2 separate regions of the Homo sapiens genome follow, and region 2 is linked to region 1. A link is a loop called in an ENCODE intact Hi-C map of the cell type or tissue named here. Cell type or tissue: dorsolateral prefrontal cortex. All regions are shown on one strand. Each heading gives the region's core, and the rest is flanking DNA. Links, peaks and the distances in the headings are about the cores only. Region 1 has its middle 440 kb from the start of KCNJ2. Region 2 overlaps LOC124904100 (a long non-coding RNA gene).

What was found. Peaks named below come from ENCODE experiments on the same cell type or tissue, not always from the same donor. Only the 100,000 strongest peaks of a DNase experiment are listed, where the experiment ranks them.
Region 2: a loop joins it to region 1, with 2.5 times the contacts of the local background. A loop is called at or near these places in 1 of 110 quality-filtered maps.

Annotation. Positions count from the first base shown.
Region 1 is chr17:70,606,708-70,612,102 of GRCh38, forward strand. No RefSeq gene overlaps it. Among named protein-coding and RNA genes, the nearest start is that of KCNJ2, 440 kb to the left of the region's middle. In dorsolateral prefrontal cortex, for the core only: no CTCF peak of the experiment used is centred there; a DNase peak (open chromatin) is centred at 3,074; H3K27ac peaks cover 5,000 bases.
Region 2 is chr17:70,501,910-70,507,304 of GRCh38, forward strand. It overlaps LOC124904100 (a long non-coding RNA gene), which reads left to right. Exons shown (of 2, transcript XR_007065977.1): 2 at 134-608. Among named protein-coding and RNA genes, the nearest start is that of KCNJ2, 340 kb to the left of the region's middle. In dorsolateral prefrontal cortex, for the core only: no CTCF peak of the experiment used is centred there; no DNase peak of the experiment used is centred there.

The DNA of each region.
Region 1 (5,395 bases), core at 90-5,089:
CAAAATTTAACATTTATATTTTTCTCTAAAAATATTTCTATACTAAAATAATTCATGAAAAATATTGCTTGTATTTAATATACAAATTCATTCTATTATTTTTTCAAAATGACATATAGTTATTTTGACCTATAGAATCCATCAGGCACCAAGATTGGGGTAGATCCCTCTTAAAATTAATCTGTTTTATCATATACAATTTATTTATGAAAGTTTTCTTCTATTTCTACTTGTTTTTGTATAAGTGTGTGCTAAATTTTATCAAATGCTTTCTCTAGATCTATTCATATGTTTATACTTTTTTCTTTATACTTTAATGTGGAAAATTACACTGAGTTTTTTCTTAGTCTTTTAGATAATTCTGATGTAAAGGGGCATGACTTTTTTCCTTGGAGAAATGCTCAGTGCAACTGACGTTATGATTTGACCTGTTACTTTTTGAGATTAATTAAAAATTATCATTTCCCAGAGTATCATGAATGTTGTTCTAATTATTTAGAATAAATCCAAAGTAATTGCATATTTATAATGTGTTGACAATGTTTGAATTAAAGGCCCAGAATAGCCTTTTCCAAGATGTGTTCTGTTGATTTCTAACTTCACAGAATGCTCAAATTGACTTTCATGCTTATATACATTTGGGAAACAACACACACTAGATCTTAGGAATCTTAGGATTTACTTAGGAAATCAAAGTATATGTTAGCAGATTAAAGGTTCTTATAAGTTCTGTGGAATACATTTATTCATCTTTTTTACTGAAGGACCTCTTTCTTTGCAAACATTTGACAGCTTTTGAAGCCATTAACACACTTGCGGAAAGTTCTGTCTTTTGTAGATGAGGATTTTTGAAAAGCTTTATCAAGTTAGAGTTTATTAACTTGTGATAATCTGGAGATTTACCAAACCTATGCTTTCCTTTAAAATATATATAAAAATATAATTTCTGATTCTATAAAGAGTTTAAGACTATCTATATAAGAAGCAAAGACATCATTGAATGTTCATATCTAAATAATAGTTAAACTTCTATGTAGGCACAGGTGTCCCTTTTAACTATCTCTTATTTTTGCAAAAACAAATATTTTATTTCTAACTCTTTAAGCATAAGTTAAATTAAAGCCCCAAAAAACCACTTACTGAAGAGGAATGAAAAATAAATCATGACAAAAAAAGTAGGCTTTTAAAATTGCAAGTGGCAATTGCGCTTTATACATGTACAAAAGAGTTTAAACTTGCTATACCAAAACCTCATTTACCTGAAGTACAATAATTCTAAATTTTTAACAGCTTAACCTGCTAAAGGAATCTGGTGAAATTAACCTTTTTAATATCTGTGAAAGAGGATATAGAAATCAAATTAAAATCATGGAAGCAATAATTCAGTGAATACCATAATTTCTTTCTTCTTTTGTGACTACTTAATATCTTAATTAAAAATCTCTCTTATCTATTTGCAAAAGCATTTACAAACTCTAACATTGAGTAGCCTTACCCCAAGCCAGTCAATGTGCATGAACTGGAAGATGATTTGCAGATAGATAACTTTTAAATTGCTTCTTTATTAACTACAATAACACAAGGTATCTTTCATTTCTTTCATACGCAACTTCTTTCTGAGTCTTCCAATTCTTTGTCACCCTTCTCCTGAGGTCAGGGAAAATATGCAAGGTATTTCTGAGGAGAATGGTATGACTAAGCAAATCTTTAATCCATAAAGTTTTCTTGATCTTCTTATGTAATAATGGCATAAAAGAATGGAGACTAATATTTACTGAGCAGCTAATTGGTATAAACACCATGTCGGGAGCTTCCTATGCCTTTTAAGCCTTACAGCAAACCTCCAAACATCTCCATTTTGCTGATGAGCAAAAGTCTAGAAAGGTCATTCAGTAAATAAGTAGTGGGCTTGAACATGAAGTCAAATTCATCTTGCTCTCAACGCTATGTTTTTTCTACCCTGTCACTTGCTTTACTGTATGAAAATGTCTCGTTTTAAAGTGTACTTTAACATTTTTGGAATTATGGTCCTTCGATTAATACTTGAGATATTCTCTGCTTCCTTTACAGTGGAGAAAAATGAGGTTAATTATAGAAAAGACTCAACCCTTGATCATTAATCCCTAGTAAGAAGAAAAGGTGGGATTAGAATATATGCTTTTTTATTCCACATGCTGGTGTTTTTTGTTTGTTTGTTTGTTTCAATGTCTTGCTTCTTTAGGCATGCTTGCCCTGTTGTTTCCATTACCCTAGAAGGCCTTTATGCATATAAGCAAATCTCTCTATTATGTTAAATCTTCCTACCCACAATATTCCGTAGACTACCTTTTGTTACAAGCCATTTCATTGGATTCAGATCAGTCACTGAAACATGATCCTCCCATCAGTACCTGAAACTCATTTAACTCATGATGTGAACCTGACGCTAACTTTTGAAGAAATTCATTGTGGCCATTGGTACCATAAAAAATAAGAGAGTTTCAGCTTAAGTTCTAATGTTCTTATTTATTGTTTATGAAAGTTATACCCAATGTAAAGCAGGATGCTTGAGAAAAAAATAGAGCCAGAACAGTTAAAATTAATACATAACAAGATGGTACAAGGCCTCTGAGTTGAGTTAATCAATGCAGTTGATAACCCAACAGTAACTGCACTAGCAAGGTGGACATTTTAAAATGATTTAATTTTAAAAACTCAGACTTTTTGTTCCCTTAACTTCCAAATCACTGTATTTATATTCTTTCCTATTGTGATCCCATTTTATATTTTATTCTTCTTGAGCCTGCAAAATATTACAATAAATTTTGATGTTTACTCCTCTTTTGCAAAGATAGCCTAACAAATAATTCTTGATTTATTAAAAAACAACAAACCAACAACTGAGAACAATACTTCATTGTGCTTTGTCCTTTTTGTTGTTGTTGTTATGAAGGGAATGTAAAGCACTCTGTTTTGAAATGAATAGATGAATGATAATGTGCTCTTCAATGGGACACTGTCTCAAAACCTATTTTATCTCCGTGACTGGGATCTTCTATGTGCCTCAGTCAGCTGGTTGATCAGCACTAGGTGCTGGGACAAGAGCCAGCCTGGCCTAACAAAGGAGTATGGAATTGCCTTGAGCTCTCAGGACCAGACCAACCATTTTTGTATCACTCAACATAGATGAACAATACAGAAACTGACCCCAGATTCATCACTTTACAACCCTTTCAAAATATCCAAATAAATAAAATGTCTCCATTTACTCAAATGTTTAGTTTTAAAATACAGATTGTATTGAAAAAGTCTGATATATTATTTTCTCCATAGTACATGTTGCAAACTAATTTTTTTTAGCAAAAATAGCTAACACTTAGTGAATATATACTTTATTCTAAGCACTCTCCAAGCTGCCTTCTCACTTAATCTTCACATGAACCCAATTAGTACATACTATTGTTATTAAGGTTGTTAAAATGGGAAAAGTAAGGTGTGGAAAGGTTAACATGACATACCTAGGGTTTCATGGCTAATATGAGGATGAGTCAGATTAGAAACTGGTAAGTATGGTATTACAACCTATCATTTATTATTTCATTAACGTCGTCACGCTTACCATGCTGGCTAAATTAAGTTATCTGAAAGACTATTTTGTTCTTATAAGAGTGTTGGCGCTATTAGGCAAGAATATTTTCTTCCTATGTAAGACTGAGCTGGAAAAAGGGGATTCAGAACTGTAATCATCGAGGAAACTTCTTTTCCTAGGTTATAGGGAAAGAGGAACAAAACATTGCTGGAGTGTCCCTGTGAGAACAAGAGACAACAAGACAACAAAGTGAGACTTGACTTACTCTCAGAGACCCCCCCTTCCTTGGAGTCAGGGCCAGCAAATTCTTAGAAATTAAACCGGCTATGTGCTCTCATAGCACAAGCAAGCCAAATGACATGGTAGCAGCAAGCAAAAAAGAAATGTATTTTTTAATTGTTTATTTGTTTAAATTTTATTTCAATCACCTTAGGAGTACAAGTGGATTTTTGGTTACATGGATGAGTTGTGGCATGGTGAATTCTGGGCTTTAAGTGTACCTGTCACTCAAATAGTGTATGTTGTACCCAATCGGTAATTAAAAATGAAATATATTTTTAAAACATTTTCCCTGTGAGAAGCTTGAATAAATCAAAACACAAACAATTCGTGTCAGAATTGTTCTCTAGCACAAAAGGGATTTGCCAGATATGAAGGTAGGTCACTTTCTGGAGATGGGACAAAGCCTACATATATACACAAAACCTTTCAAAACTTATGTGTGTATATATATATATATATATGTGTGTGTGTGTGTGTGTATATATGTATATATATGTATAATGTATATATATAAGTATATATGTGTGTATATGTACACCTATATATGTATCAGTATACATATATCAGTATACATATATTTATATAGAGTTTATATATGATATATATACTAATATAATAATATACTGATGTATTAGTATATATCATATATAATATGTATACTAATATATTAGTGTATATATCTTATATAATGATTATATGTTAGTATATATAAGTATATATTATATATATTAGTATATATATTAATATATATTATTAATTATCTTCTGCAAACCTTTCTAAGTTGCTGCATGGATTCTGTAATTCCGGACTTCTTTTCCCCTTTACTGTCAATCCTAAGGCAACAGGAATACTTAACAACAACAGTTATTTTGAAAGGATGCTTCTTGGCCCTTCTCGCTAACTGCTTAAATCATTCCTCTGTGTTAAGAAATGAAAAAAAAAATCCTTACTCAATTCCTGGTGGTTTCTAGTTGATTGACTTCTAATGAGCTATCTGGCATCAGCAGCTCCATGAGGCTGAAAAGATTTTTCCCATTCTCTGATTTAGGCCAGTCTTGCGTTCAGTTTGAACATTTTTGCATAGCTCATTCAATGCACGAAAATGAATATAGACCACAAAGAAATGTTCTTTAAAAACTATGTCAGAGACAAAGATGTCTTATATCATTTTTAATCCATCACTACAAATAAATATAAATGGGCTGGGCGTGGTGACTCATGCCTGTAATCCCAGCACTTTGGGAGGCCAAGGCAGGAGGATCACTTGAGGTCAGGAGTTTGAAACCAGTCTGGCTCGTTTCACCCTGAAACCCCATCTGTACCAAAAAATACAAAAAATTATCCAGGCGTGATGATGCATGCCTGTAGTCCCAGCTACTCAGGAGGCTGAGGCATGAGAATCACTTGAACCCAGGAAGTGGAGGCCGAAGTGAGCAGAGATCATGCCACTGCACTCCAGTCTGGGTGGCAGTGTGAGACCCTGTATAAAAAATAATTATGCGTGTGTGTGTGTGTGTGTGTGTGTGTGTATATATGTATATGTGT
Region 2 (5,395 bases), core at 83-5,082, 100 kb before region 1:
TTAAAATGTTGGTCTTAAACCATTATGTTCTACAATATTGAGCTGTGGTTTTTAGATCTAAGACAACTTCCCTTCCCCCATGTATCATCCAGCTCTGATTTTTTTTTTAATCTCTCTTTTCTGTATCTAACAGGAGACATTGTCAAAACATCAAGCTTTTCTATCATGCAGGTCCAGATAAAGAGGGTTGGAGTGGATATGAAAGGATTCCACTGAGGTTGGGATGAAAGAAAAAGACGATCTAGAAATTTCAAGGAACTCTGCTATGTAAATTTACCTGAACATTACAAGATAAACCTGAGTGTCTAAGAGACTATCCTAATCTCACAGACATTTTAACCTGTGTAAACCCTCGATTTGCTGGAATGAACTTCAGTCATGCATTTGAGAACCCCCACTTTAAATATCGTAAAAATGTCATAATAATTTCAGATAAAAGGTTTCCATTTTTCTCCTTATGTTTATAAAACAAAATTAAAGACTTGTTTTTTCCTCTTTTTCATTTCAACCAACAAGGTTTTAAGGCCTGAAGAGCAATTATATTTATACTTTGCCATGTTTGGTTGAAAGTTTAAACTTGAAATAAAGTTGAGATTTATTGCACTTATGTTCTGCTGCAGTGTAATTGTTATTCACTTTCTGGAAGCCAAACAGAATCTATATCATGTTTTTGGTTTTTTACAAAAGCTTGATTCTATTTTTCTTCATTCACACGAACCCGACACATAAGTCCATCTAGAAGGTTTATAAACATTAATGTATAATTCAAAGTTTATTCTTACTTTTAACTGCTTGGGTGGTCAAGAATAAGGTTGATTCTTTTTTCTGTCTACACTAAGAAAGTATCTTTCACAAAGGATTTTGTCCTATTTGAAATGGCGATGGAGAGCTTATTTTGTTTGGAATTGGCAGTTTTTCTCCAGAGGGGTTACATTTCTAAAGTTATATGGCCATCCAAAAAAGATTATTACACTAGTCCAACATTGGCTGATTAAATTCTACAAAATCAGGAAATTAGGGTATATCACCAATATATTTTTTTAAAAAAGAAAAATATCAGTGTGCTAATTGCTTTTATTAAAAAGAAAAGAAAAAAACTAAAACTGAGGTTGCTTCTGTCAGAAAGGCTGGCGCCATGGTTGGGGAGGAAGTGGAAGAGAAAGGAAACTTATTGCATTTTATATAAGCCCTCACACTTATGTTTTTTTTTAATTTGTTTGTTTGAGACAGAGTCTCGCTGTGTCGCACAGGCTGGAGTGCAGTGCTGCGATCTCAGCTCACTGCAACCTCTGCCTCCCAGGTTCAAGCGATTCTCCTGCCTCAGCCTCCCAAGTAGCTGGGACTACAGGCATCTGCCACCATGCTCGATTAATTTTTTTTGTATTTTTAGTAGAGACGGGGTTTCACCATGTTTGCCAGGCTGGTCTTGAACTCCTGACCTCGTGATCTATCCACCTCAGTTTCCCAAAGTGCTGGGATTACAGATGTGAGCCACTGCACCCGGCCCCTCACACTTATTTTTAAAAATATATGTACACATTGATTTTATGTAATACTAATAAAGTTAGCATAATAACTACATAAAAATAATGATAAAACTACATAAAAAGAACATTTTACTGTCAAGTAAGGGTGTCATGATATTTAAGTGAGAACTGCAAGGTGCAAAAATAGAAATATTTTAAATAACCCAACTATAGAAAAACAAGTGTGTGTGTGTGTGTGTGTGTGTGTAAGTGTGTGATAAAATCTAGAGGCATACATGGCAGACTTCCAACATTCTGTATATGAAAAGCAGGATTGGCAGAAGCAGAGGAGAAATCGAAGGAAGGATTTATTTAATAGTCTATGTTGTATGAGTATTTCCATAATGAGAATTAACACAAAGTTTTCGTTATTTGCCGGACCCCCTTCTTAGTACTTTGCATGTATTCATGCATTTGCTAATGATTCACTCAATAATGAGTTAATTTACAGTTAATACCATTAAAAAACATTACACTGTAATCCCAGCACTTTGAGGGCTGAGGTGGGTGGATCACCTGAGGTCAGGAGTTTGCGACCAGCCTGGCCAACATGGTGAAACCCCGTCTCTACTAAAAATACAAAAAAAATTTAGCCAGGTGTGGTGACGTGCACCTGTAATCCCAGCTACTTGGGAGGCTGAGGCAGGAGAATCACTTGAACCTGGGAGGCAGGGGTTGCAGTGCGCCAAGATCACACCACCGCACTGCAGCCTGGGCAACAGAGCAAGACTCTATCTGGAAAAAAAAAAATTACCTATGGAACTTTTAAAGAAACATAAAGATCTCACCAAAATGTGGAAATTGTATGAGGTTTTTCTTCTTATTTTTTTTTTTAATCCCTGTGAGTATCCTTTTCAAATGTCTCTGTGCAGCTCTTGAGTTGCGTTACTATTGAGTATTGACATCTGCAATTTAGAGTTTTTATCATCTCGATGGAGGAAAGACAATTTTAAGAAATCCTCAGAAAGGGTTAAAGTTAAGTTGGTATTTCATGGCTATTTTATTCCATTTAATTTGATGTTTAACTGATGCAGCTAAACCAGTGGTTCTCAAAGTGTGGTCCCAATCTAGTAACATCAACATCACCTCAAGAATTTGTTGAAGGGCAAATAATCGTTGAGCTCCACTCCAGATCTACTGAATCTTAAACTTTGGAAGTAGGGCCCAGCAATCTTGTCATGAACAAACTCTCTGTATGAATCTGATGCAGGCTCAAGTTTGAAAACCACTGATTTAGAACAAGAAACATAATGTATTTATACTCCCTTATGTTTCTCTATGAGAAATTATATCAAGAAATAATAGGAAATAACAGTTTCTATTCAATAAAATTCCCCAATAATTTATTTGTGATTTATATTTCTATGCAAATAACTCCCAATGCTAAGATTTCTGTAATGCTTGTGCAGATGGCTTTTCTGTATCTGAACCAACTGTATCACAACAACGTCTTCCATTACCTATCTATGATCTATCTATCTATCTATCTATCTATCTATCTATCTATCTATCTAAGAAAGAGAGGGTTAAATTCTGCTCTTCTGGTATGCATTTTGGATTAGTAAATCATTTTTATTGACATGGCAAATAACATGATGACTGATGGACAATAGTGTCCATTTTTAAGCAATGTGAAAATCACTGCAAAAAACAGGTTACTTGCCATTCAAAGACATCAGTGAAAAGTTTTAGGCAAAGATAATGTGGATCTTAGTATGAACTTATATTTCTCCTTTAAGCAAAACATGAACAGAATTATATCCAGCAATGTCCCATTTCTTTATGTAGTTAAATGAATTCTCCTTGTTATTGTTTTGCTGCATGATAATTTAAGAAGTTGCCTCTGCTTTCTCTGTCTAAAACTATCATTTTTAAACTTTATTTTTAGTTGCTGCAACTTTCCTTTAATTATGCATTTTGGAAGCTGTAGTGGGTTGAACAGTGTCCCCTAAAATTCATGTCTTCTTGGAGCTTTAGAATGTGGCCTTATTTGGAAACAGGGCCTTTGCCAATTAAAGTGAGTTCACACTGGGTAAGTGTGGGTCCTAAATCCAAGACTGGTGTCTTTATAAGAAGAGTAGAGGACACACAGAGAAGAAGCCCATGCAAAAACAGTGACAGAGATTGGAAAGGTGCAACTAGGAGCCAAAGAAAGCCAAAGATTGCCAGGATCGACCAGAAGCTAAGAAGAGGCAGGGAAGAATTCTTCCCTACAGCCTTCAGAGGGAGTGTGGGCCCACCAACACCTTGATTTCGGATTCTACAATCCACGACTATGAGTGAATAAATTTCTGTTGTCTTAAGCCACTAAGTTTGTTGTAATTTGCTATGGCAACCCTAGGAAAACAATACAGATGCTGAAAAAAGGTAATAATAAGAATAAATTCTACAAAAGAGGAGCTTCTCTGGACTCCGGAGCCAGGTCTAGGAGTCTGAAAGTATCTCCAAGGAACTCTCAGGATTTCTCAGAAAACAACAGCTCCAGAAAAAGTGGGAACAATGCCCTTGAGCTTTCATTATTTGCTTTCAGCACGTCAGACACTACTTTTCCAAAACCTTAACAAAACACTTTAAAAGAAAAAATGGTTTTTTCTATTTTTACTTCCAAAGATAGAGTGCTTTCTTTCTCAAATCATTCTTAGCTAAACACCAGTTCCACAAGATTTTAACAGGAAGTCAATGAGAAGGAGAAAAAAAAGTTTTTAAGATCCCATTTCATGCTAATTCCCTCTCTCAGAGATTCTTATGCACATTGAGGGCCTAAAGGATTCTGAGGAAGAAGCTAGTTTATCTTTGGCTAACATAGGTTATACACTTTTGGAGAAATATGGAATGAAATTTGGGTAAACTCTGGAGAATGGAAATTAGACTGGAGGTTAGATGACTACATTTCTAGTGCTAGCTTGGCCACACATGACCACACAACCTATTCTACTCAAAACCTCTGTTTTCTTCTCTAAAGACAAGAGAATACCTTCTCTCTCCTTGTCACATAATTGTAGAAAGTTCAGCAATCATAGTTACATTGCTTTACTTTATAAAGATGCTTTAATCCACTTACAATACCTAGAATCCAGAATATTGATAATATCTATATTACTTATCTAAGAAAGCTGATACAAAATAACTGATTTACATAAAAGCACCTTGGAAAGTAAAAGGAAATATTATATAGATAGAAAATCAAATTTACTATTTGATTTACTTGATTCTTTTAATTTATTGATACTATGTTGGGAAGTTAAGAGTTTCTGTTTATAGATAATACAATTAAAAAAATCAATCTATACCTCCATTCCAATTCTGTATAAACGTGATGGCACTGCTGATGATAACATCTTTACCTTGTCAGTAATGTTTATAGAAGTGGGGACTCTTACAGTGTTGTTATTTTGTTTGTTTGTTTCTTTGTTTCACATCTTCCAAAGCATAGAAAAATGGGGGTATTTCCATTGTGTTTTAATTTTCATCCCTTTACATTTTATACTTTGTATTTTGCTAAGTGTATGTAACAGACTACTGGTTTTTAAGACTAGGAATAATAGCTACATTTCTGTGTTTGGGGAATATTAATGAGCACAAAGGGCAAACAAATCACTAGAAATTCTGAAAAACATTGTAAATTCTCCATGTTTACATGTTTAATAAAAATTATATGTTTATATAACAAATCCTATAACTTAGGCAGATGTATATACGTATATATACATAAAATATTGTATATGTATGTGCATGTGTGTGTGTGTATATATATGTATATACACACACAATGTTATTCTAGCCTACCATTGATCTGTGAAAAGAGATTGTTCACCACATCCTTCATATCACATTATAAACTGAACATTAAAGTAAAGGTATCTGACTCA